Linked DNA regions of Mus musculus: all the other regions are linked to region 3. The links are chromatin loops, found by intact Hi-C in ENCODE. Cell type or tissue: heart. All regions are shown on one strand.

What was found. Hi-C counts contacts between places; a loop is a spot of excess contacts. Peaks named below come from ENCODE experiments on the same cell type or tissue, not always from the same donor. Only the 100,000 strongest peaks of a DNase experiment are listed, where the experiment ranks them.
Region 1: a loop joins it to region 3, with 3 times the contacts of the local background. A loop is called at or near these places in 17 of 42 quality-filtered maps.
Region 2: it touches region 3 in a loop (4-fold over the local background); 5 of 42 quality-filtered maps call a loop at or near these places.

Annotation. Positions count from the first base shown.
Region 1 is chr7:143,580,828-143,588,827 of GRCm38, reverse strand. It overlaps Cars (cysteinyl-tRNA synthetase), which reads left to right. Exons shown (of 23, transcript NM_013742.5): 3 at 245-336; 4 at 1,635-1,723; 5 at 2,317-2,413; 6 at 3,031-3,129; 7 at 4,031-4,180. Among named protein-coding and RNA genes, the nearest start is that of Mir7064, 14 kb to the right of the region's middle. In heart, a CTCF peak has its summit at 4,678 (motif pointing left); DNase peaks (open chromatin) are centred at 617, 1,047 and 4,677.
Region 2 is chr7:143,477,362-143,485,361 of GRCm38, reverse strand. It overlaps Slc22a18 (solute carrier family 22 (organic cation transporter), member 18), which reads right to left. Exons shown (of 11, transcript NM_008767.3): 3 at 5,980-6,077; 4 at 5,482-5,642; 5 at 4,840-4,972. Among named protein-coding and RNA genes, the nearest start is that of Slc22a18, 7.6 kb to the right of the region's middle. In heart, a CTCF peak has its summit at 4,659 (motif pointing left); a DNase peak (open chromatin) is centred at 4,721; H3K27ac peaks cover 242 bases; H3K27me3 peaks cover 4,149 bases.
Region 3 is chr7:143,745,272-143,753,271 of GRCm38, reverse strand. It overlaps a transcript of Osbpl5 not described here. Among named protein-coding and RNA genes, the nearest start is that of Osbpl5, 8.9 kb to the right of the region's middle. In heart, a CTCF peak has its summit at 4,705 (motif pointing left); a DNase peak (open chromatin) is centred at 4,691; H3K4me3 peaks cover 744 bases; H3K27ac peaks cover 956 bases; H3K27me3 peaks cover 1,694 bases.

The DNA of each region.
Region 1 (8,000 bases), 160 kb after region 3:
GAATGCAGCAGCAGAAGGTGAACTGAAGATCACAAGCCACATACATGCCTTTAAGCCTAGCACTGAGAAGGCAGAGGCCAGAGGAGCCTCCGTTTGAGGCCAGCCTGAACGACATGAGAAGTTCCAGAACAGCTGGGGCTACAAAGCGAGAATCTGTCTCAAAAGCACAAGTGCCATTGCTCAACCCTGGCGTTGAGAGCCAGAGGTGACCTGCCATGTGACCCATCTGTTCTTGTGCTTCCAGGTAAAGGCCGGCGAGTGCAGCCTCAGTGGTCCCCCCCAGCAGGGACTGAGCCCTGCAGGCTCCGCCTCTATAATAGCCTCACCCGGAACAAGGTAAGAAAGTTTGCACATGACTCCCATGTTCCCTCAGTTTAAGCTCAGAGTCCTTCTGTTACTCCAATGCTGGGCTATGGCCTCTGCATCTTCTGTTTCTCCTCTGCCTTGGCTTCTGCAACCCAGACAGAGCTGTGCACTGAAACAAGGGTGCAGATGCCTTGTACACGACAGTACTTTGGGGAAGTCTGCCTGCTGGCCTCTCAGCATTGGCCAGGCCTGAGCGTTCAAGGTCCTAACAGCCAAGCCAAGTGCTGGCAGCTTTCAGGAGGACTCATGGCTATCATACACTGTCCTAAGCGAAGCAGATTAGGCAAAGTGGCAAACCCGCCAGGTGGTGTTGGAGCCCAGCATGTGCCAGGAAGCCACTACAGCCTCTTAACCTGATAGGCTCATCATGGTTTGCTATACTTAGCTCACACCCATAGTGGCACAGGCTTCAGAAAGCTCTCCAGTTGTGGGATGGTGATTATTACTTTTTTATTGTTTTACTTCTAATTATGTGTATATGTGTGTATCTATGTGGTGCTATGAGCATGTGAATACAGTGCCCACCGAGGCCAGAAGCTTCAGGTTCCTTAGAGCTGTGAGCCACCCAGCATGGGTGCTGGGAATTGAAATCAGGTCCGTCAAAGCAGTATGCATTCATCTCTCCAGCACCCTGGCTGAGTGTTTGATCACATGCTCAGCAAGCAGGAGACATGTCTGGGACAGGTCCCATCGACTTACGTAACTCACTGGTAGTGACACCTCCCAGAGAAGTCTGTGACTGTTTGGATGCTCTGGCCCCTAAGCCGGGCTCCTCTGGGAAGGACAGACCTTGGCTAGCTGCTCTTAGCCCTTTGTTCTTTATCTGAGGAAGATGGCATCTGTGCCAACCTCCTGAGGTGGTTATCTAGAGCAGTTAGGATCCAGGCTGGTATTTGTTAGCTGCAATTCTTGCTAAGCCGACATTTTCACAACAGCAACTTTGTTCCCTTCTCCACTCTGAGGAAGAAGAGGAGGAGGAGAAGGAGGAACATTCCAGGGAGGGAGGGGGTGAGGACACCTCACCAGGCTCTCACTACACAGCTTACTGAATGCTATGACTTTATCAGTAAAACAGGAGACAGGAGGGTCTTGCTGGTTGTGGCTTAGGCCTTTGAGGTGGAGGTAGGAGGATTGTGAATTCAAAGCCAGATTCTGGCTCACAAATAAATGGCCCTCAGCCATCAGTTAGTGTGCTGTCTATGGCTCCTCTTGCTGTGCTGTGGAGTGTCTTGAGTTTCTGGTGATGGCATTCCTTGTTTTTTAACAAGGATGTATTTATACCTCAAGATGGGAAGAAGGTGACGTGGTACTGTTGCGGGCCGACTGTCTATGATGCGTCTCACATGGGACATGCCAGGTGGGTCTGATGCTGGGGATCGGTACTACTGGAGAATTAAAGAGCCTGTGTTGCCATCCTGGAGTCTACCCAGTCACTGTCTCTACCCCGGTGGATATGTGATGTATACATGCAGACCTAAGGTGTAGTGGGCCACGATCCCTTCCCTGACACACAGACACACACGTTAACGGTGTGACTTTTCGGAGTTAATGGCTGATGGGGTAAAAGCCATGGAGCCTGTCCCTAACACGCTGAATTTCCTTAGCCTGGGTGTCTGGTCCAGAAGTGCTGAGGGTCGCAGGTTTTCGGATTTTGGACCATTTTCATCTAAATGGGAGGTCTTGGGGATGGAACCCATACTAAAACCCAGCATTTACCTATGTCACGTGTATCCTATGTACATATTCTAAAGGTAATTTTAATTCTTAACAGTTTTGTTGATGAAATATTATAGCATGGAAGTTTGTCTTTGTGGCATCGTGTGGGTGCTCAGAAAACTTGGATTTGGGGGTGTTTTCAGTTTTAGGGTGCTCAGTTTGTTCATGTTCTTGCAATATCAAACTAACAGGCACTGTGTGCCAACTGGGGAACTGTGCTTTCTGCTGCTTCAGGTCCTACATCTCCTTCGATATCCTGAGGAGGGTGCTGAGGGATTACTTCCAGTATGATGTCTTTTACTGCATGAACATCACAGACATTGATGATAAGGTAAGGGGGGCGCCTGTGTTAACATTCAGACCTGATGGCTAACATGAGAGGAAGCAGGACTTTGAGATAAGAAATCCAGCTGCCCACCGTCACTTAGGAGGCTGAGACTGGATGATTTGAGTGTGAGGCCAGTCGGGACTGCATAAGGACTTACAGGACTGCTGGGCCACATGGATGGACAGATGGGCTGGAGAGGAGGCAGGCTCGTGTCTGGCCTAATAAACAGTGAGTCCCTGCAGTGAACCGATACACAGTTTATGCAGAGGTAGTCATTTGCACAGGTGCCTAGATGCTTCGAGAAATCTGCAGATTCTGAGCATTGGCTAAGTTCCCATAACTCCTGGTTCTTTGTGGAAGCAGGTCCTCTCTGTATCTTGCTAGCTGAGAAAGTTGGGGCCTCAGTGACCTGTATTTAGATACCCAGATGTTCACAGTAAACCTCAGCCCCACTTTGCAGGTACAGAAGGAATGGTGGTAATGGTGTCTCACAGTGCCATAGTGTTTGGGACCTGTGTCTGTCCCCATGCCTCTTCACCCTCACTCAGCTGCAGTGTAAGAACAGTTCTACACATGGGAGAGAGTGGACTCTGATCATAACCAGTCTCCTACCTGTACAGATCATCAGGCGGGCACGGCAGAACTACCTGTTTGAGCAGTATCGGGAGCAGAAACCCCCAGCCACCCAGCTCCTGAAGGATGTCCGTGATGCCATGAAGGTAAAGGCCATGGATACCACCCTTGCCTCCTCCTAGTGCCTCTTAGGCCCTTTGTAGGACTCAAACCAGCTTCACTGGGGACCCAAAGCCACAGCAGATGTTGCCCCTGCCAGGCCTACAAGACAGTCACCAGATCAGAGTTTTATAGGCTAGGGTGTGGGATAGGTAGTGTTCCTATCGCTTAGGGGAAATACCTGATGCATCTCCATCCCTCTTGCTGTCTGGTCCTCAGTGTTAAGGTCGCGAGCAATCCGACGACCAATTCTGACCACAAGGCAGACCCTTGATCTGTAAGTTCTCATTGTGTTCATGGTGCTGTGACCTCCACTGAGGAAGTATGTTCTCCACATCCACACCTCTGCTCTGAACGAGCCTCCTTTCAATGTGTGGTTCCTAGATACGTCTTAGTTATTTTTCTATTATTACAGTGATTAAACACTGACTGAGGCAACTTACTGTTTATTCTGGCTTATGGCTCCAGAGTCATGAGCCCATCATGGCAGGGAGGCACTGTAGCAGGTGCAGAAAGCCAAGAGCTCACATCCTCAGGCACAAGCACAGAGCAGGAGGAGCAGACTGGACGCGGTAGGGCATGGCTTAAGATCCCAAAGCCTGCATCCTCCAAGCCTCCCCAGAGACAGCACCACCACCTTGGGACCAAGTATTTAAATACCAGAGCCTACAGGAGCCTACAGCCTCTTTTAAACCATCACACTAATGGTGAGACTAGATCTGTCTGTTTCCTGTCACACACCACCCTTAGCAACTGCAGTAACAATCTGGGATGCTCACGGCATTGTCCTGGGAAGAAATTAGGCCTGAAATTAGAGCATAGCTATCTTTGGTCTGACAGGACTGGAAACTCATACCTGATGTGTTTGATGTGTTCTTATGGTTGTAGCCATTTTCAGTCAAGTTAAGTGAGACAACAGATCCCGACAAGAGGCAGATGCTGGAGCGGATCCAGAACTCTGTGAAACTTGCCACAGAACCACTGGAACAGGCTGTGCGATCCAGCCTCTCTGGAGAGGAAGTAGACAGCAAAGTACAGGTGAGCTCTGGCAGGTCCTGGACGGCCCATTTGTATGAAAACGTCTTACTGTGCACAAGATTGATCCACACTCAAGGTGACCCAGGCCTGTGGCGCCCTTCTTCGATGTTTAATCACTGTCCCATCCCATCTGGGATCCCAGACTCTAGTCCCATTCTGCAGGCATGGAAGCTCAGCACCACTGGGCTTGAACCTGGGCTAACCTGAGAACCCATATCGCAGCTGCCTTCCCCCCATGCTCCCTCCTCCCTCTTCTACTTGGAATGCAGGGGAGCAGCCGTCTGTTTTCCACAGTTATCCACTGGCTCTTCCCCTATGTTTCTTGGTAGCAGAAACAGAGCCAGCAGTTGAAGGTGAAGTGAGCAGCAAGTCATGGCTGGGTGCAGCTGGGGCTGTCCCTCCCTCTTGCCAACTCTCCCCTCCTAAGAAAACCTCCTTAAGATAAAAGCGAGGGCATCTTCCTGCTCTCTGTCCTTCCCCTTCTGGCTAGCACCCCCTGCTGGCCACTCTTTAGCCCTAGCAACCAGACACAAGGATCACGGCTGTAGGTCATCAAGCAGAATGAAGGTGTACTTGGGAGAGGTTTGGCTTCAGTGTTATAGATTGGGTTCCATTTTGCCCCCACCCGAGCTGACCATTCTACCTTTGCTGTCTTTTTCTGTTCAGTTTTCTCTCTTCTGTGTTCTCATAAGACAGTCTGGTGTTAGGCAACTCCATGAGTCCATGCAGATACTCTTCCTTTTTTTTTTTTTTTTTTTTTTTTGGGTTTTCGAGACAGGGTTTCTCTGTGTAGCCCTGGCTGTCCTGGAACTCACTTTGTAGACCAGGCTGGCCTCAAACTCAGAAATCCACCTGCCTCTGCCTCCCGAGTGCTGGGATTAAAGGTGTGCACCACCATGCCCGGCTCCATGCAGATACTCTTAAGGGCCATGTTCTTTCCCTCAGCTGTGTTTTTGAGATGGGTTCACATGAGGTCATTGCCATTCCTCTGGGAAGAACCTCTCTGATGCTTCTGAGGTGACCAACAAGCTCACCATATGAAGCACTGGTTGCCTCGACCCTGGCACCATATCCTGCCTTCTGTGTGTCTGATGGTTGAGGGACCTTGAGCAAGTGCAGTTTTATTTCTTGTGGTTGGCATCTCTCAGCACAGTGTCTTCCGGGTTCATCCATGTTGCAACGTAGGCCAGCATTTCTGTCCTACCTAAGGCAAGTGTCCTTCCATTGTTTGGTGGACCCTGGCTATCCACTCCCAATTCTCTGTCTATTTATGTTGTTCTGCTGTTTGCTGTTGCAGTGCTGAGAGCATGGTATACAAATCTCGGTTCTAGACTCTGCTTTTAGAAGCTCTTTGCATATGTCAGAAGTGGGATTGCAGGATCCCACGTTCTGCATTCTGTTTACATCATGGTAGTCTGCTGACACAGCACATTTGCGCGTTTTCACCAGCATTTGACCAATACCTTTGGTGATAGCTGTCCCTGTGAGTGGGAGGCAGTCCCACCTGTGGCTTATGTTTGCATTTCCCAAATGCCTGTGTGCATCCACGTGTGAGCTGTGGTGTGGCATCTGTGGTGCAAGTTTCTAGGAGTTTCTTTAGGCCATATTCTAACATGGAATTGCTGCTGAGTGTTACACCATATATTTGGGTGACTCTTCGGAGTCCCCAACACTCATCATACATCCCTGGGTTCTCTGAATGACCTGTGGAACTCAGTGCGGAGTTGTATTGTTCTCTGAGATTGGTCACAGTGACACAGGTGGGACACCAGGTTGAGAACAGGCAGATGCTGCAGGATTCCACACCCCTCTGAATCGGCCTACACCCAGGACAGAGCACGTGCTGTCCTGGAAAGATCAGCCATGAAGGGAAGCTCACAGGAGCCTCAGCAGTCAGGGCTGTGGTTTCTCCACTCAGCACAGTCAACAGCTATCCAGAGCGTCCCAACCATGTCCTTTGGCTTTTTTGTGTTGGTTTATTTTGTTTATTGAGATAGGGTCTTTTCACAGTCTAGTCTGGCTTCAAACTGATTATCCTCCTGCCTCAGCTTCCTAAATGCTGGCATTATACATGTGACTAACACTGTGGGTTCTTGTGAACCTTTGTGACACTAGTTTGATTAGACTGTTGATAGCCATTGGTGATCAGCTTAGCCTCTGTCCTTTCCCTTTGTAACCTTGGTAGTTGGAACTCTCTTGACAAGCAGACCCATTCCAAGGCTGTCCCCTTATGGAACAATAGATGCTCCTTCACCCAGGAAATTCCAACAACTTAGAGGCTTTGTGTAAGGAACCAGGTATCTGTAATTATTTTATAGTGCCACTGCTTCTCATAGAAATACATGGTTTAAGTTTCCTCCATTCCTTTCCATGGCCTCATAGCGCCTGTCTTTTTAGCACTGGCTAATACTCTGTATCCCATTGTCTAGATAAGACCCACTTGTTTATCTGAAGGGTATCCTGCTTCCAGGTCTGGCAGTTATGAATAAATCTGCTATAGACAGCTGTGTGTGGGCTTTGTGTGGACATACGTTTTCAGCTCTTTTGGGTAAATAATGAATGTAATTGCCAGATCATATGGCGAATGAATGCTTATTTCTAAAGTCTCTGCAGCGTTCTGCACTTCACTGGCCTTAAAGGAGTCCCCACTGAGGTGCCATCAACAGAGTCCTGAAGACTCTGTCACTATCATAGGTGTGGGGCTTTTGGTAATTGGGATGGGTTTATTTATTTGTTTGGTGTGTGCATGTGTGTGCAGAGGTCAGAAGAGGGAGTCAAATCCTCTGGATCTGCAGTTACGTGGTTATGTGTATCTATACTAGGATCCAGATTTACCTTGCCATGGCTGAGCATCAAAGTGCTCCTAACCTCTGAGCTCTCCAGCCCCTGTAATTGTTTATTTTATTTTATTTTATTTTATTTTATTTTGAGACAGGGTCTTTCTTTTATCTCAGGCTAGCCTGGAACTCATGTAGACCAGGCTGGCCTTGGATTCATAGAGATTCCCCTGTCTCTCTCTCCTGAGCGCAAGGATTAAAGGTGCCTGCCACCATGCCTGGCTGTGCTGGGTTTTAATTAGTATTTCCTTGATGGCAAGTGTTGTCAAGCACCTTTTCATGACTGTTTTGGAGCTATTTTAAGGAATGGTTTAAAAAATGTTGATCTTCATTTGTTCATTGCTACTTGTAGCAGATAAGTATCTGTTCTTGTGATAAAACTCCAGGGACGGGCTGGAGAGATGGCTCAGTGGGTAAGAGCACTGACTGCTCTTCAAAGGTCCTGAGTTCAATTCCCAGCAACCACATGGTGGCTCACAACCACCCGTAATAAGATCTGATGCCCTCTTCTGGTATGTCTGTAGTCAGCTACAGTGTACTTATATATAATAATAAATAAATCTTTGGGGCTGGAGCGAGCAGAGTTAACCAGAGCAAGAGGGGCCGACCAGAGCGAGCAGAGTTGACTGGAGTTAGCAGAGGTCCTAAAAATTCAATCCCCAACAACCACATGAAGGCCCATAACCATCTCTATAGCTACAGTGTACTCACATGCATAAAATAAATAAATAAATCTTTAAAAAAAAAAAAAAAAACTCCAGGGACAAAGGCAACTTAAGGAAGAAGGAGTTTGAGGGGGTGGCTCCAGGTGGTGGCTCATGGTTCCAGAAAGAGTCCATAATGATGGGGGAAGCATGGCAGCAGGAAGCCGAGCGAGCCAACAGCAGATGGGGAAGGCTATAGACTCTCAAAGCCCACCCCCACTGATGTACTTCTGCCAGCAAAGTTCTACCACCACCCCAAATAGCACCACTATGAGGGAC
Region 2 (8,000 bases), 270 kb after region 3:
GCATGATTCGTCAGCAGCTGTCTTCTATGTGCCTCCTTGTCTGAACCCCTTTGGGATCTGCAAGCTTGGGTCTGGAGAGGGTACAGTTGAGGCTAGTTACCACCTCAGCTTTGCTTCAAGCAGTGATTTTCAACCTGTGGGCTTCGACCCCTTTTTGGGGTGTGTGTGTCAAACAACCTATTCAGATATTTGCATTATGAATCATAACAGTAACAGTTTCAAAAGCTTCAAAACTTACAGTTATGAAGTAGCAACAAAACAAAGTTATGTTTGGGGGGTCACCACAATGTAAGGAACTATATTTAAAGGGTCACGGCATTAGGAAAGTCGGGTACCACTGGCTTACAGGGACCACTCATGGGCGGTCATTGTTTGCCAGTCATTGTTGTCCCAGATCTTGGTCACTGACTTCACCTCCACAGCCCTCAGGATTGAACTTAGATATCTCATATTGTCTCTTAGGGTCTTCTCCTGATACCCATCAGTAAACCTGATGGCTCCACCTTCAAAAGAATGAAATCTGACCCTCTTGGGCAGCCCTCACTCCCAACCCCCAGGCCTGATCCTCCTGAATCACCGAAGGCATATCTGCTTCCAAATGGCTAGTACCCCAAATAGCAGGGGTTTTACAAAAATGGCCATTGGGGACTACAGGACTACATAGGTCTTGTGCTCCATACTGATGGTGGCTCCTGAGACAATATGAAGGGTATATTCATCACACCCAAATACTCGGACCTTGCTCCCATCTTCCTGGCTCTGGCTACTTTTAACCCTTGGATCTTTTCAAATAACCTGGTCATTTTGTTTACAGGACTCTGCCTCCATTACCAGGCACCCAGCTCCTCTCTGGCCCTGTACCTGGTCATCCCTCTGGAATCCTCCCATCCCTCTATGAGGGTGCTCCCCCACACCCACCCTAGAGCACATTCTTAATACTTAAACTGGGCCCTGAGGGCCAATGGCTCACAACCCTCTCTAAGTCCAACCACAGGCTGTGAGATGTTGGGGTTCAGGGTGATAAGTCACAGGGCCACCCCCATATGCTGATGTGTGGGTAAGTGGCTCTGAGCTCAGGACCCTCTTTGGGCAGCTCAGCCTCCTGGTCCTCAGCAGTAGGCTGTCTCAAACCAGTTACACCAGTGCTGAGTCTACTTCCTCCTCCTCCCTGCTGCCCCAGGCTTCAGAGATGGGCATGGTTGGGCTCTTCCAAGGGGACAGGCTCCCAGAAGTGGGCAGAGAGACAGGGGACAGGGAGACCCCTATGTGGGCTTGATTACCATCAAGGAAGGGGAGGGTAAGGTCTAGGTGTCTTTTGCCTGAGGTAAAGTCAGGTGTCAGGTACAGAGCTTAGGGTGTGGAGTGTGGGGTGGAAGGTAGAAGGGTAAGATAAGGAAGTCCGGGTCTTAGGGCTGCCTCCCTGGCCTCTATGGGAATGAGAAGTGACTGCAAATGGGTTAAATATCTAGGCCTCCATGCCTTCACAAACACACGAGGGACCATCACACAGCTGTGTGAATCCCAGAGGGCTGCTTGGCTATGGGTGTGACGAGTCACATCTGAATGGGACAGATTCCCCAGCCATAAGCCACAAGAGAGATCTTTCCATGGACCTCCTGCAGCTTTGCACAGCTTGAGGTCTGATCATGAGGGTTCCGTCTTACATGTGACAACTTGAAGTCCCCCGCTGTCACTGTGCACTGCCCCCAGGTCTGGGCACTGGACTGCCTCCTTTCTTAGATCTCAGTTTCCCAACTCATCAAATTAGATGCTGAGGTCGATCGCTTTCTATAGAAACGTCTTGATTTATAGAGGGATCTTGGGATAAAAGGAGCCAGTGCGGCTGATAGACTATTCTGGGTGGGGTGGCAGAGAAGAGCATCTTGGGAGCAGCTGAGAGGGAAGAAGGAGCGAGCGGTGTCCTCTGAGTCAGTGATGGGATGTAGGAAATGCACCTGAGGACAAAGGGTGTGTAAGGGGCTGGACAGACAGGCAGACTGCTGGACAGGCAGACTGCTAGTGGAAAGTGTGTGGTTGACAGTGCCTGTGCCCCATCAGGGCTGCTCAGTGTCTGAGGGTGAGGTCAACCCTGCAGTGCCCACACCACAGGTAAGAAAACATGTGGAGGTAAGGGAATGCATCCCTGCCTCTGGCAGCAGGAGTGTGGCCCCATGAACGTTGCCTACCCCTGGGTACCTACATCTCCTCTGCACAACCATACTCTGCTTTTTCTGACCCCTCTGTTCTTTCCTCTTTCCTGTGGCCCACCTATGAACCCCAACACAGAGGACATGGGAACAAATCCTTGTCCCCTTCTGGGTCTGAGCTGATTTGCTATTGCAGCTTAGGTCCCTGTTTTCTGCAAGGCACACAGCCCTCAGCTCCCCTGCCTCCTAAACTTGAAAGGCCAGGAGCATCCAGGGCACCCCTGGGGACGCAGTGTTCACTGTCCACCACTGGAAGGGGTGCTCCACAGTCCTTTGGTGCTCCACAGTTCCCATGGGACTTCCAGCTGCTCAGACCCTACTGGGCAAGCCCAGTTTGGATTGCATAATTAGTGCTGAGACTTGAGTTTGCATTTCCCTCCCACCCATGGGCAGAAACAGGCCAGAATCTGTTCTTTGTCCCGGACCTCATGACCGTCTCTGGTTCAGTCACTGTTCTTACTCAGCCGTCCCCATTCCCACCCCACCCCCACCTCCCTGTGTGTGTTCTTCCCTGCTCCCTCCATGGCTTGACTCCTCCCCTTCCTCAGCCCCTGCAGCCACTGGGCCACCTCGGTTCTCTGCACGTTGGGGTCTGTACACCCTCACTGACTTGCTTCACTCCTTTCTCGAGTTTCTACTCAAAATTCACCCGCTTAGAAATCCAGGTGATCACCTATCCCCCTCCCCCCACACCCCAATCCTGAGTCCTTTCTTTCTGTATCTCACATAGCTCAATTCAACTTTATAACATCCATGGGAAATGTACCATCTTTTCTATCAATCCATTAAATAAAACAAAACTTCATAAAAAACCAAAAACACTGTAAAAGAGCTGGATGCCTTTAATCCCAGCACTTGGGAGGCAGAGGCAGATAAATTTCTGTGAGGCTGAAGTCAGCCTGGTCTACATAGCAAGTTCCAGGCTAGCCAGGGCTCTCCATAGCGAGACCCTGTTTTTTTTTTTTTTTTTCGTTTTAATAGAAAAGATAAAGAAAAGAGTAGAGAAGCTGCTTGGCCCAAACCCAAATCCCCCCCAGGGTAATCGCTTCTTGAAATCAAAATATGTGCTCAAGTTCAGGAATTCTGCTCAAAATTGCATTGTGCTTATCAACTACACTGCTTTAAACCAGCCAATCATGTATGAACACTGAGTTCGACGTAAAAACACCAGATGGAGGAGCTCTGAGCACTCACAGTGAGGCACAGGGCCCCTTTGCATTAGGAGGAAAACCCTAGGAAGGTCCCAGTGGTGGGTTTACCTGCTTGGCTGGCTGTGACTATGACCCCTTCCACAGAAGTGAAACCTTTTTTTTTTTTTTAATAGTATAGAATAGAGTTTATTCAGGGTATGGGGAGGGGAGTTGAGAGGGTAGTAGAGACAGACAACGGCAGCAGCAAGAAAGAGAGAGAGTGTAGAGAAGTAGAAGCCGGCCATGAGCACGGGGGGGGGGGGGGGATGTGTGTGGGGGGAAGGGACCAGAGGACAGAGCGGGAGCAAGAAGAGCAAGAGCAGAAATGAAACAAATCTTTTGCCTTGCTGGCCATTTTCTTAGGACCCTAGACCTATTTCTAAGACATTCTAGAGACTTGGACTGTCTTATTTTCTATTGTGCCCCAGAATCTTAAACCCCAGGGACACTTATTAGATGTTCAATTGACACCGCTGAGCAGAGAAGCTCAGGCCCCCACTCACATGCTAAGAGGACATTCAGAGCCATGTCAATGTGCCCTGCCATGTGTCCCTGGAGACCTTCTTGCCAAGCTGTGTCTGTCCCCACTGCAGGGACAGACAGACAGGAGAGTCCACCACAGATCATTCCTGGAACCATGCTGTAAGAGGGTCACGGAGTCAGCCCATGCCTGGATGTCTGAGCTCAACCATGACCCAGATACCTCTACTGTAATTGGGGTAGGTCTGAGGAAATTTGGGAGCCTAGGTTACAGGCCTTCAGGAGGCCCTGGCTTGGGGAGTAAGTCAAAACTCTGAGAACCTACGACTGGCATTGTTTATCCAAGGTAAGAAAGCCTTGTCATGACAGAAGTGTCCCTCTAAAAGCACAAAAATTTAGGCTCTAGGAAAGCTCTCTCCAGGAGCACACACCCCTGCCAGATGAGGCGCCTGTCCCAGAACCACAGCTGATGTGATTTTGGGGTGATTGACAGGCAGGTAAGGGCGGTCTCTTAAGGTCTGACTCAGAGTGGTGCAGGAGGCTTGGGGCAAGGAGCGAGGGAGCGTGCTAAGTTCGGGGAGGCTTTTCTCCCAAGAGCCTCTCAGCTACTTAAAGATATTTGGGCCTGTCCCCTGCAGTGGGACAACCCACACAGACCATCCTAGAATCATGTATTGGGGCATCTTTCCAGCACTCTACACATAGCTAGCTAGGGCTCTACTGGGGAGCTTTCCCCGACGCGGCACTTCTGGGCTCACGGCCGTCACTGTAGCGCCCCCTGGTGGAACTCCCTCTTGGCGACGCCACCCCAAAGCCCCATCCACCCTGCATGCTGGCTGGCCCCCCAAATGCTTGTTATTTAGGTGGGGAAACCAAGTTTCAAGAGGGGTGGTTGCTGCTGGGCCGATTGTCCAAGGTCGAGCCACCTGTCCAATGACTTCCCATCTTGCTAGGTCACTTACCCGTATGCGGTGTTAAGGGTCCCGCCAAGTAGGGAGCCGAAGATAATTCCAATGCCAAAGCAGAGGCCCAGCCGGCCCAGTGCTGCGGGCCGCTCTGTGGGCGCTGTCAGATCAGTGATGACCATCTGGGCGGCTGTGGGTGGGAGTGGGGCTGAGCTGGACACGACTCCTCACTGTGGAGAGCCCACCCAGGGGTTCAGCCCACGCTCCCAAGCTCCTTCAACTTGGCCACGCCCCACAGCCCCTCCACCCAGACCGTATACCCAAAGCCCCTTCCACAGTACCTCCATTCAGGCCACATTTCTACAAACCTCTCTACTCTTTTTTTTTTTTTGGTTTTTCGAGACAAGGTTTCTCTCTGTAGCCCTGGCTGTCCTGGAATTCACTCTGTAGACCAGGCTGGCCTCGAACTCAGAAATCCACCTGCCTCTGACTCCCAAGTGCTGGGATTAAAGGCATGTGCCACCACTGCCCAGCACACCTCTCCACTCTCAATCTGGCCTGCTCCCGACCATACACCACCTCTCCATCCAGAGACCACCACTCTTATCCTATTCACCGGCTACCTGCCCCCTACCTGAAGCCACATTCTGGTCTCTTCCCTCTACCGGCTTAGAGCTAGGCCTGCCCAGCAATCCCTACCTGGAAGTGTGTGCATGAGGGCAGAGGGTATGCGTGAGGCGAAGAGCAGGAAGACACCAGGCAGGGCTGGGCTACAGGAGGCCACCAGGAGCAGGTACAGAGCAGAGGCCGCCAGGAAGGAGAGTGAGAGTGCCGCTCTTGCCCCGCACTGGTCTGCGAACCTGAGGCCACAGGGCTGGTCAGTTCCCAGCAGGGAGGGGCCCCTACCCTCACTCCCCACCCAGGCCTGCTGGTAGGCTGAGATGCTGGTGAAGGACCACCCAGGGAGTATGTGGTCACGTGCGTGGGCTTAAACCAAGGCTGTAGGCCCATCAGTTGGAGTGGAGAGGTCCCACTAGTGTGGCACCAAGGATGCTTGGAAGTCTACCAGGGGCTGGACCTCTCCTGCATTGAACAGGGGCATTGAACAGGGATGCTGAGGACCTGTTAGGACGCAGGCTTTTAGGGGTGGTAATGGCTCTTGTGGGCTGAGAGACCTGCATCCCTCACATACTATACCTGCCGAACACAGGCCCACCCAACAGCTGAAGCACCCCAAAGGTTGTCTGTAGGTAGCCAAAGGAGACAGAATCTAGGCCCAGTGTCCGAGACAGATACTGAAAGACAAAGAGGGTCTGGAGTTAGGTCTCCTTAGACAGGCAGGGGTGGGAGGAGCAGTGGGTAGTGTCATGGGAGAGGAGGCCTTCCATGGGGACTCTGCTACTCCTCCCTAGCCAAAAACTTCTGGCTTACCCCCTGTGCAGGACACACTTCAAGTGGGCCACAGAGCAACGTCCATCCTTAATATTTTGTCTTCAAAGCTTTATAGCATTGTCCCCTGGCCAGCAAGCGACTGCCCCCAAACCCCTTCATAACTTCTGAGATGTGGCCCACTGCCCAGCAAGACAGTCTGCTCTGTGAATTCCTTAGGACTCAACCCCTCATGTGTGTGTGTGTGTGTGTGTGTGTGTGTGTGTGTGCGTATGCGCGTGTGACTATCTGATAGGAGAAGTGAGGTGACAGAGCCTCTATAGAGGACCCAAGCAGTCCTGGAACCCCAGGATTTTATCCCCACCTCAGCTGCATTTCAGAAGCCCGAGGTACTGTCTCCCTCCAAACCTGTGCCTCCGCCCAACATCTTGGCCCACCGTCTTTTACCTGAGTCTTCAGCCTCATGCCAAGGATAACACTCCTTCAGTCCCCCTCTCTTCTCTTGAGGCCTTCCTGGTAGGCCTCCTTTCCAACAAGGTCATTAAACAAAGACTCTTCCTTAGTGCCTCCCTGTTCAGCCCTCCTTAGCGCCTGTGTCTGCTCCAGCTGTGTTCTCTCTCACCTTGCCTGAAGCGGCTGCTTTCCTCATTCCTCTCTCCTCACGAGGTCCAGCTCAGGGCAACTCCAACAGGCCCCTCTGATTGGCACCTGACTCAGGTGGCTTGCTTCTTTCTCTGTGACCCTGTGCCTAGACTGCCCTGGGTCTCCTACCTAGGCTGTCACTGAGAGAGCCCCAGGCCTCTTCCCACTGCCAGCATGCCTCCTTTGCTTTGTACCATGCCTGAAATCATCTCCAGGAAAGCGAGTGTAGCAATCGCCGAGCACTTGTCCTCCTTAGTCCTGATTGGCTCCTTGACCACTGTTTCTTTTATTTATTTTTTTCTTTCATTTTATTTTATGTGTATGACTGTTTGGCTGGCATATAGTCTGTGTACCACATACATGTAGTGCCCACAGAGGACATCATATCCCCAGGACTATGGTTCCAAGTGATTGTGGGGCATCATGTGGGTGCTGGGAATCAAACCCCCATCCTTTGTAAAAGCAACCAGTGCTCTTAGCTCCCGAATGTTTCTTCACCGCTGGTAGCATCTTTGTCCTCCTGGGATTGGGTCCAAAGTCCTAGTGTCATCTCTGAATTCCTTTCTCTCACCGTCACATGCCAAAGATCTGCCACCTTCTCGCCTTTCCACAGCTTTCCCTAACCACTCTGGGATCTCTTCAGCATCTGACTGGTGTGGTCCTGGGACCTCAATGCCTCCTCTGTAGCCGCAGACTCAGCACTACCCCCAGGGCCTTTGCACTGGCAATGCTTTTGTCTGCCTCCAGTCCTCCACTCTTACGTTGCCTTCTCAACCAAAATTTCCTGACCCCTCAAATCTGCCATGTACCCTCAGACCCCCAGTACCCTCACCCTTTTTCACTCCCAACCGTTTCTTCCTGCACTGCACAGTGTAACCATTAAGCCATCACCACTCAAACCCCACCAGCCATCAGCTCTGAGGGCCAGCTGTAGGTCCTTTGTGCCCCCGCTGCATCACAGTCCAGTGTCCGCTTACAGGACTTAATGAGGATAGGCTGGCCAACCGGGGCCTTCTCTGGGAGCCACTCTAGGTCCTGGTACCAACCCTCCTTTTATGAGAAGCACGGTAAGGCTCCTACCCAGGCTCCCTCCCACATTTCAGGAAGGAGGCCTGCATTGGTGACCCTTGCTATATGTGAGTGAGCAGAGCTGTACATAGGTGGGATGATGAAGGGTGGGGTCCTGA
Region 3 (8,000 bases):
AGTGCTTCCAGCCAAGGAGGAAAGGGTCACAGCAGTGTGGAAAGCGAGGCCAGCGGCCACTCCAGTGAGAAGATAGCAGAAAACCCACCTGCTGCCTCTGGGAGCCTCGGGCTGATGAGAACCAATGCAAGGCCCCCTTCTACATGAGGCTGCAGTCATGGCTGGGGTAGAGGATCTATGAGCAAGAGAAGCCAGGAGCAGGGGTGACTATGGGGGTGTAGTTGGGTTGGTGACTTCTAGGGAGAAGCAGGTCTTACCTAGATGGGGGGTAGGGAGGGCTTGACAATCCCAACCTCCCAATATTGTGATTGTTGCTTCTTTTCAGCCAGAGCTCCATCCCCAGACCTCATCCACCGCAAACTTATACAGTCCCCATTGCATGAGTCAGACAAGACAGGTCACCCTGGCCCACCTCCTTCTCCTTACATTCCCTAGGGTGAAACTGGAGCAGGGACAAGGACATCTGAGCCTGCCAGCCAGAAACCTGCAGGCCACCCAGTGCCAGGGTGACCTGCGGCTCTGGTCCCATCTTTCACCTCCATCTGGTGAGAGTCACATCTTGGCTGAGTCAGGAGCTGTCCTTTTAAGGACAGCCATCCTGGCTGTCCCATCGTTTGTCCTTGTCACACCAGTGTCTGTTTCTCCAGACCCTGCTGCTTTAGGAGTGTGTGGCGGCCACATCTTTTTGGCCCTGTCTCCAGACAAACCCAGGGACTGTTCAGGACCACCTCAGGCTGAGACTTCCCGGTGGGAGACATAGGAGCTGCAGCAGGTAGGGGGGGCTCTCCAGGCAGACTACACATCCATCTTTCTACTCTGCTGTGTTCCCCCAGACAGCAGTCTGGAAGGTAGGACTCAGCTTCTCTCACCGCCAGGTGTGTTCCCCAGGGACGTTCAGTGCCTAACCCTAGTCAAGTTCATGTCACACCTGGGCACTGGCCAGCTGTAAGGCTGATGTTCACTAACCTTCTGGACATTGAACTTGCCTCCCCGGACTTCTGAGTCCAAGCCTTATCACAAGCAAACCCTGCATTTCTCCAGACCTGGGACTTGCCCTTATCACTGGCTCCTTATAGCTCTCAGCACCATATCTCACCTCAGCTGTCCTTGTCAAGTGTGTGAGAAAGAGCAAGGACACACGGGCCTCCAGCATAGGCCAGGCCTGTCCATCTGGTTATAGCTCATCCCACCTTTTTCAGGACAATCCCTAACAAGTTGACAAAGCTCTGTGTGCAGGGTCAGGATGCTCTCTGCTCTCACCCCTCACCAGGCATGATGGGTCCCTGGCTGGAGCCCGAGTATCTATGTATGTGCTCCCTGCAGATCTCAAAGCCCAGTGGGCCTGCAAGCCAGCAGCATTGCTCAGTGACAGACACGGCAAATCATTTAACCATGGAAAGAGTGATCAAAGGAACCCTGTCAACTGCAGGGTGGCTATGGGCCACCATGCCCCCCACCCCACTCAGGCCCAGGGAGAGTTCTTTTAAATTGTTTTGGGTTTATTTTAGTTTTATTTATGTGTGACAGGTAGGACAGGGGGATACCCCTCAGGGTGTGGCCAGACACTGTTCCTCTCTAGTAGAAGATTGCATAACTAACTCTCAGAGTTGTTTCAACACCATTATCAAAAGTCAATTGACCATGCTTGCCAAGACTGGTTTTCCATGTATCTGTGTGCCAGCAGATTCTACCTGCATGTTAGGGTTGCTTTTTCTAGTTCTGGGAAAATTCATGCATCTCTACAGGGAATATGTCAAATTTGCACGTACCTTTGGGTAATCAGACATCTTTAGTAGCAACTCTGGATCACTGCCACCTGCAAACTGGTGCCCCAACTGAGCCCAAGGTCCCAGTCACAAAGCAAAGTGTGCCTTGGCAACCACAGTCCACCTGAGGCTGTTCAAACTGACATTTAAATGTGCTAAAGTGGACTGGAGAGATGGCTCAGCGGCTAAGAGCACTGACTGCTCTTCCAAAGGTCCTGAGCTCAAATCCCAGCAACCACATGATAGCTTACAACCATCTGTAATAAGATCTGATGCCCTCTTCTAGGGTGTCCTAAGACAGCTACAGTGTACTTACATATAATAAATAAAGAAATCTTTAACAATAAATAAATATGCTAAAGTGAGTTCCTGGATTATCCACTACACCTTCAGCCTGCATTGGTGTGTGGCTGATGGCAGCCACCCCAGGCCACTTTGCTTATAGCCTGTTTCCATCACTCCAGATGACTCTGTTATCCCTTTGGCTGTAGGAGGTGGAAGGTGTAAGAATCCCAAGTTCTGGGTTGGGGAGGGAATTTGCAAAGTCCTCACTGTGAAAGGATGTCCTCACAGAACCCAACTTTAAGCTGCTCATAGTGGCACACACTTGTAACCTCCGAGTTGGAGAGGCAGAGACAAGAGGATCCTTAGGACTTAGTGGTGAGCCAGCCTAACTAAGTCTAAACTTGAAAGTTCTAGGCCAGTAAGAGGCTTGAAAATAGCAAGAAACCAAAAGCAAGGTGGACAGTGCCCGAGGAACGCCACTTGAGGCTGATCTGGCGTGTGTGCGTGCACACACACACACACACACACACACACACACACACACACACTGCAGGAGGGTAAAGAGAGAGCAAGAACATCCTGCAGGACGCACATGGAGGTTGGGTTTCCCATCGCATACCTGCATACAGCCAGGAGTGACATACCCCATCTCTTCTCTGTCCTCTGCCTCATAAGTGTTCTTCTCACATGTCCCCTCTACCTCAGGAATGAAGTGGACCCTCTCTCCTGAGGTCAGAGTCGTGGGCTCACAAAGGCTCAGGAAGGGCCTCTGTCACTCCCCATCCTGCTTCTGAGCCTTATAGTTCCACCCACATCACTCCAGGCCACCCTATGTTTCTTCCTCTCTGGCTAGCAGGATAAGACATGAGGGGCTTAGACTACCAGCCTGTCTTGGAGTTTACATGGCCTCCAATATGACAGGATACCACCCATCCCCTTATGTATACCTGGAGAGTCAAGGCCCAGAGCCAAGAGTTGCTCCGCCCAGGAGAGAGCACCCCTTACGCCTACTATCCAGCTACCTCTATGCTGACAGGTCCTTCACTCATGGTCCTGCTGGATTCTTGCTTGAGGCCTCAGTGTCAGAGACTGAAAATGCCAAGGAGCCACATCTATTCTCAGGAGAATAGATCCCCTGTTCCATGAGACCCTAAGACAGCCACCACAGACCACTGACTGCTGGTGTCCCGATGTCTGTGGTCCCTTCCCACATCCAGAGAGCCAGGCTCTGATCTACCAGGATGGAATTTGCTCTGGACAGGGACAGCCCTGACCTGGGGCAGAATGGCCTCCGGGGCTTTTCCACTGCCAACTGTTTAGCTTGTATCCATTCAGGGGGCCCCTCTGCATGTGTGTACACGTCCCACAGCCCCCGTGCATGTACGTGCCTTTGGAAGACAACTCCCTATCGGTGACATTTCGTTCCATCATTTCCTCAGTGTGGCATTCTGGGCTGTTCAAGTTTCATTTCTGTTGTGGTGATAACAATTTAGAAGCAATTCAAAGGAGAGAGGTTTAGTTCAGCTTACAATTCCAGTTTATACTCCATGATACCAGGGAGGTCAAAGCAGCAACTGAACAGCCGGTCACAGCAGTCACAGCCGAAGTCAAGAGCACAGGAAAATGAATGCAGGCATGCTCACTCTCTTGTACTCAGTGCCACTTCTCCAGTCTTACATAGTCCAGGAGCTCCTGATTAGGGAATGGTGCCACCTAAGGTGTGGCATTGATTGGCTTAATTAAGACAATCCCCACAGAAATGCCCACAGCACACACCCCCACCCTCACCCCAAAGCTGTCATGCAGATGATCTGTTATTGAGATTCTCTTCCCAGGTGATTCTAGGTTGTGATAAGTTAACACTTAAAGCTAACTGCCACATGAGGGTATGGTAGTAGTTCACGCATGTCATTTTGACAGTGTGTGGCTGTGTGTCCACAGTGGTGTCGCTGCCACTGCAGTTCAACTGCAGAATAATCTGGACACTCTAAGACCAGCCCTGGGGTCTCGAGGGGTCCACCTTGTCCCTTGCCTTTCACCCCTGATCTCCCTCCCCCTCCCTCTCTCCCTCCCCCTCCTTCTTCCTCTTCCTCTCCCCCCTCCCCCTCCCTCCCTCTCTCCCCTCCCTATCTCCCTCTCCTCACCTTCTGTCTCCCCCTCTCCCCCTCCCCTCCCTCTCCCCCTCCCTCTTCCCCTTCCTCCCTCTCCCTCTTCCTCTCCCCCTCTCTCTCCCTCTCTCCCCCTCTCCCCTCCCTATCTCCCTCTCCTCACCTTTAGTCTCCCCCTCCCCCTCCCTCTCTCTCTCCCTACACTTCTGCCTTTTCCAGAAACTTCTGTGCTTCTTCTGAGCTGCAGAGAGCTTATGAGATTCCTGCATGCTGCTGAGTGGAGGAAAGCATTTGGGGGAGGGGCGGATGTTTGCTCTGCCAATGCCCTGGTACTCTTCTGTCGCACTGAAACATTGCCAGCTTGCTTCTGCCTCAGGCGTCTGTGAACAAAGCCATAGAAAACACACACGTTTCTGTGCAGATGTCAATTTGCCTGGGTGGGTGCAGTGCTACGAAGCAGCTGAGTCTCCTAGAGGCGTGAATGTAAAACTGCCAATCTGCTTTCCAAAGGCCAAAGCCTCTTGGCGTACTTGGGGTTCCTTTCAGCGACATGTGGGGGCGCTGTTGCTCCACCATCTGGCCATACTGTTGTGATCCAATTTGCCAGGAGCTAATGGACTGCAGGTCCCAAGAGCCCCTTCAAGGGCTCGTCCTAGCCCCACCTCCTAGCGGGGGGCGGGGGGGGGGCGGGGGGGTGGTCTCACCACCTCCCAGTGGCGCCACAGGTTGGACACAAATTCTCCTTACATGGTTCTGGCCGACACTTTTCTAAACGAAGGCAGAATGGATCCAGGTTGTCTGTCTGCAGAGAAAAGGCCAGTTGTCACAGCACCTTTTGTTTGGCAGCCTGCCTTTTCTCCACTGAAATGCCTTTTCTGTCTTTGTGTCTGTGGCCAAAACCAATGTCCCATGGACTCCTGGCCTCAGCTCCATTTTGTTAATCTGCATTGTTTCTTTTGCCAACACTAATACTGCACAGAATTGATTCTTGGATGTTTTCACTTAAGTCAAGTGGCAAGAGCCCTTCCACTACTTTCTTTCAAAACTGTATTAGCAATTCTTTTTAAAAAATATTTACTTTTAGTTTTAATTATGATTACAAGTGTGTGTGTGTGTGTGTGTGTGTGTGTGTGTGTGTGTGTAGGTTTGTGCACTTGAACGCAGGTGCCTGTAGAGGCCAGAGGCATTGAATGCCCTGGAAGTACAGTTACAAGCTGTTATGAGCCCCAGTGACAGTGCCAGGGACCAAGTTCAGATCCTCTTCAAAGCGGTGCTTTGTCTTAACCACCAAGTCATCTCTCTGGGTCTAGCTACCTCAAAAAAATTGTTTTAATTGTCGGGCTGTTGAAGTAGCCTAACAGGTAAATTTGTTTGTCCCTCTCTCCTGCAACCCTGAGAGCCTGAGTTCTATCCATGGAATTCACATAAACATGGAAGAAATTATCTTCTGACCTACACACACACACACACACACACACACACACACACACACACGCTACCACACAGTGCCCCCTCTGCACAGCATACACACACAACAACACTAATTATAATAAAAGTTCAAAAAATCATTAATATACATTACTTGCACAAAACAATGGGTTTCTTTGGGGGTTGGTTTGGTTGCCTAGGTCTTAAAAATGTTTTTTGTTAATAATGTGTGTATCTATGATGTTAATATGTGTATATGTATGATAATAATATTGTGTGTAATGTATGATATTATGTGTATGTATGATGTTAATATGTGTGTATATTAATATTGTGTGTATGTATGTTATTAATATTGTGTGTAATGTATGATGTTAATAAAGTGTGTATTATGATTAATATTGTGTGTATTGCATGTTATTGATATTGTATGTATGATGTTAATGTTGTGTGTATATATGATCTTAATATGTGTGTATGACATATATTTTGTATGATATTAATATTGTATGTATGTATGATATTGTGTGTATTATGAGACTAATATTGCATGTATGATGTTAATATTATGTATGTATGATGTTAATATTGTATGTATGATATGTGTTTGTATGATATTAATGTATGCATGTATGATATTGTGTGTTTGTATATTAATATTGTATGTATGTTTGCTATTAATATTGTGTGTATGTATGAGATTAATATTGTGTGTATGTATGAGATTAATATGTGTATATTATATGTGCTTGTATGATATTAATATTGTATGATATTGTGTATATGTATGAGATTAATATTGCATGTATGTTTTATATCAATATTGTATGTATGTATGATATTATGTATTTGTATGATGTTAATATTGTGCACATATGTTAATATGCATATATGTGTGATATGTGTGTATGACATTGTGTATGTTTGTATGATATTGTGTTGCATTGTGTTTGTATGATATTGATATTGTGTGTATGTATGAGATTCCCCTTCACTTCCCACACCTACTTCTGCACCCTTCTACTTCCATGTCTTTTTGTAAAGATTTTTAAAGTGGTTACAAATAAATGTTTTCGTTCATAGTGGATATAACAGAACTCGATACATTTTAGTAATAAACAAACCCATATGTCCGTAATCTGGGCCAAGCATATATTTCGTGCAGACAGAGGCAACGTCATTTCTCCATTCCCAGTGTGCCTAGCTGCCCCTCATACCCCTTTCTCCTCCCCCTCTTCCTCTTCTTTCTCCTCCTTCTCATCTCCTCCTCTTTCTCATTTTCTGTGCTGGGATGGAGGCCAGATGTGCTGGTTAGGGTTTTTGTCAAACTGACCCAAGATGGTGTCACTTGGGAAAAGAGAATCTCAGTTGAGGAATTTTCTCCATCATATTGGCTGCGGGCAAGTCTGAGGGATCATTATTCTGACTAATGATTGATTGGGGAGGGTCCAGACCACTGTGTGCAGTACCACTGTGGTCAGGTGATCCTGGGCTGTATAAGAAAGCAGACTGAGCAAGCCAGTAATTGCATTGCTCTGTGGTGCCTACTCTCAGCTCCTGCCTCTGGATTCCTGCCTTGAGGCCCTGCTCTTGCCTCCCTTTATGATGGACCGCGGCCTGTAAGCCAAACAAACCCTTGCCCTCCATAAATTGTTTTGGTCATGGTGTTTAGCACAGCAACAGAGCAATAAAGCAAGATGCCAGGGTTTTTGTATGCTGGGCAAGATCTGTGCCACTGAAGATCTGTGCCACTGAGCACCAGTCTCTGCCCCATGAAGTTTTGGGTGTTGTGCTTAGTTTTGCAGTGCTGGGGTGTGCTCTGGTTACATCCTTTTCTTGTCCCACTGAAATGACCTGGACCCCCAAGTGTTGTTGAAGAGCAGTGAGACTGTGGACAGCCTTGCTCTGGTCCTGACCCAAGGAGAAATCTTTGATGTTCCTCTGTCGCCCATGGTATTGGGCATTGTGGGTTTTCTCATGCCTGGAGATACAGGTGGATGGGAGCTGCCTGCTGTGGATGCTGGGAACTGAACCTGGGTCCTCTGCGAGAACAGTATACACTTTCTAAATTTTATTTATTTATTTATTTATTTATTTATTTATTTAAGGTTTTTTGAAACAGGGTTTCAAAGTGTAGCCTTGGCTGTCCTAGAACTGGCTCTGTAGACCAGAGATCTGACTGCTGCAGTCTTAATCACCGAGCCCTTTCTCCAGCCCCTGAGTTCTGCTGAGTGCTCGCTCTGCTCCCATCAGGAGAAAAGAGAGGGCCATGTGGCTTTTCTTCCTCAGTGTGCTGTGATGGTGATGGACGTTGGCAGTTGGATCCTTTCTTCCTCTCTCTCTCTCTCTCTCTCTCTCTCTCTCTCTCTCTCTCTCTCTCTCTCCTCATAAGGGCATGGTATTCACACATGGT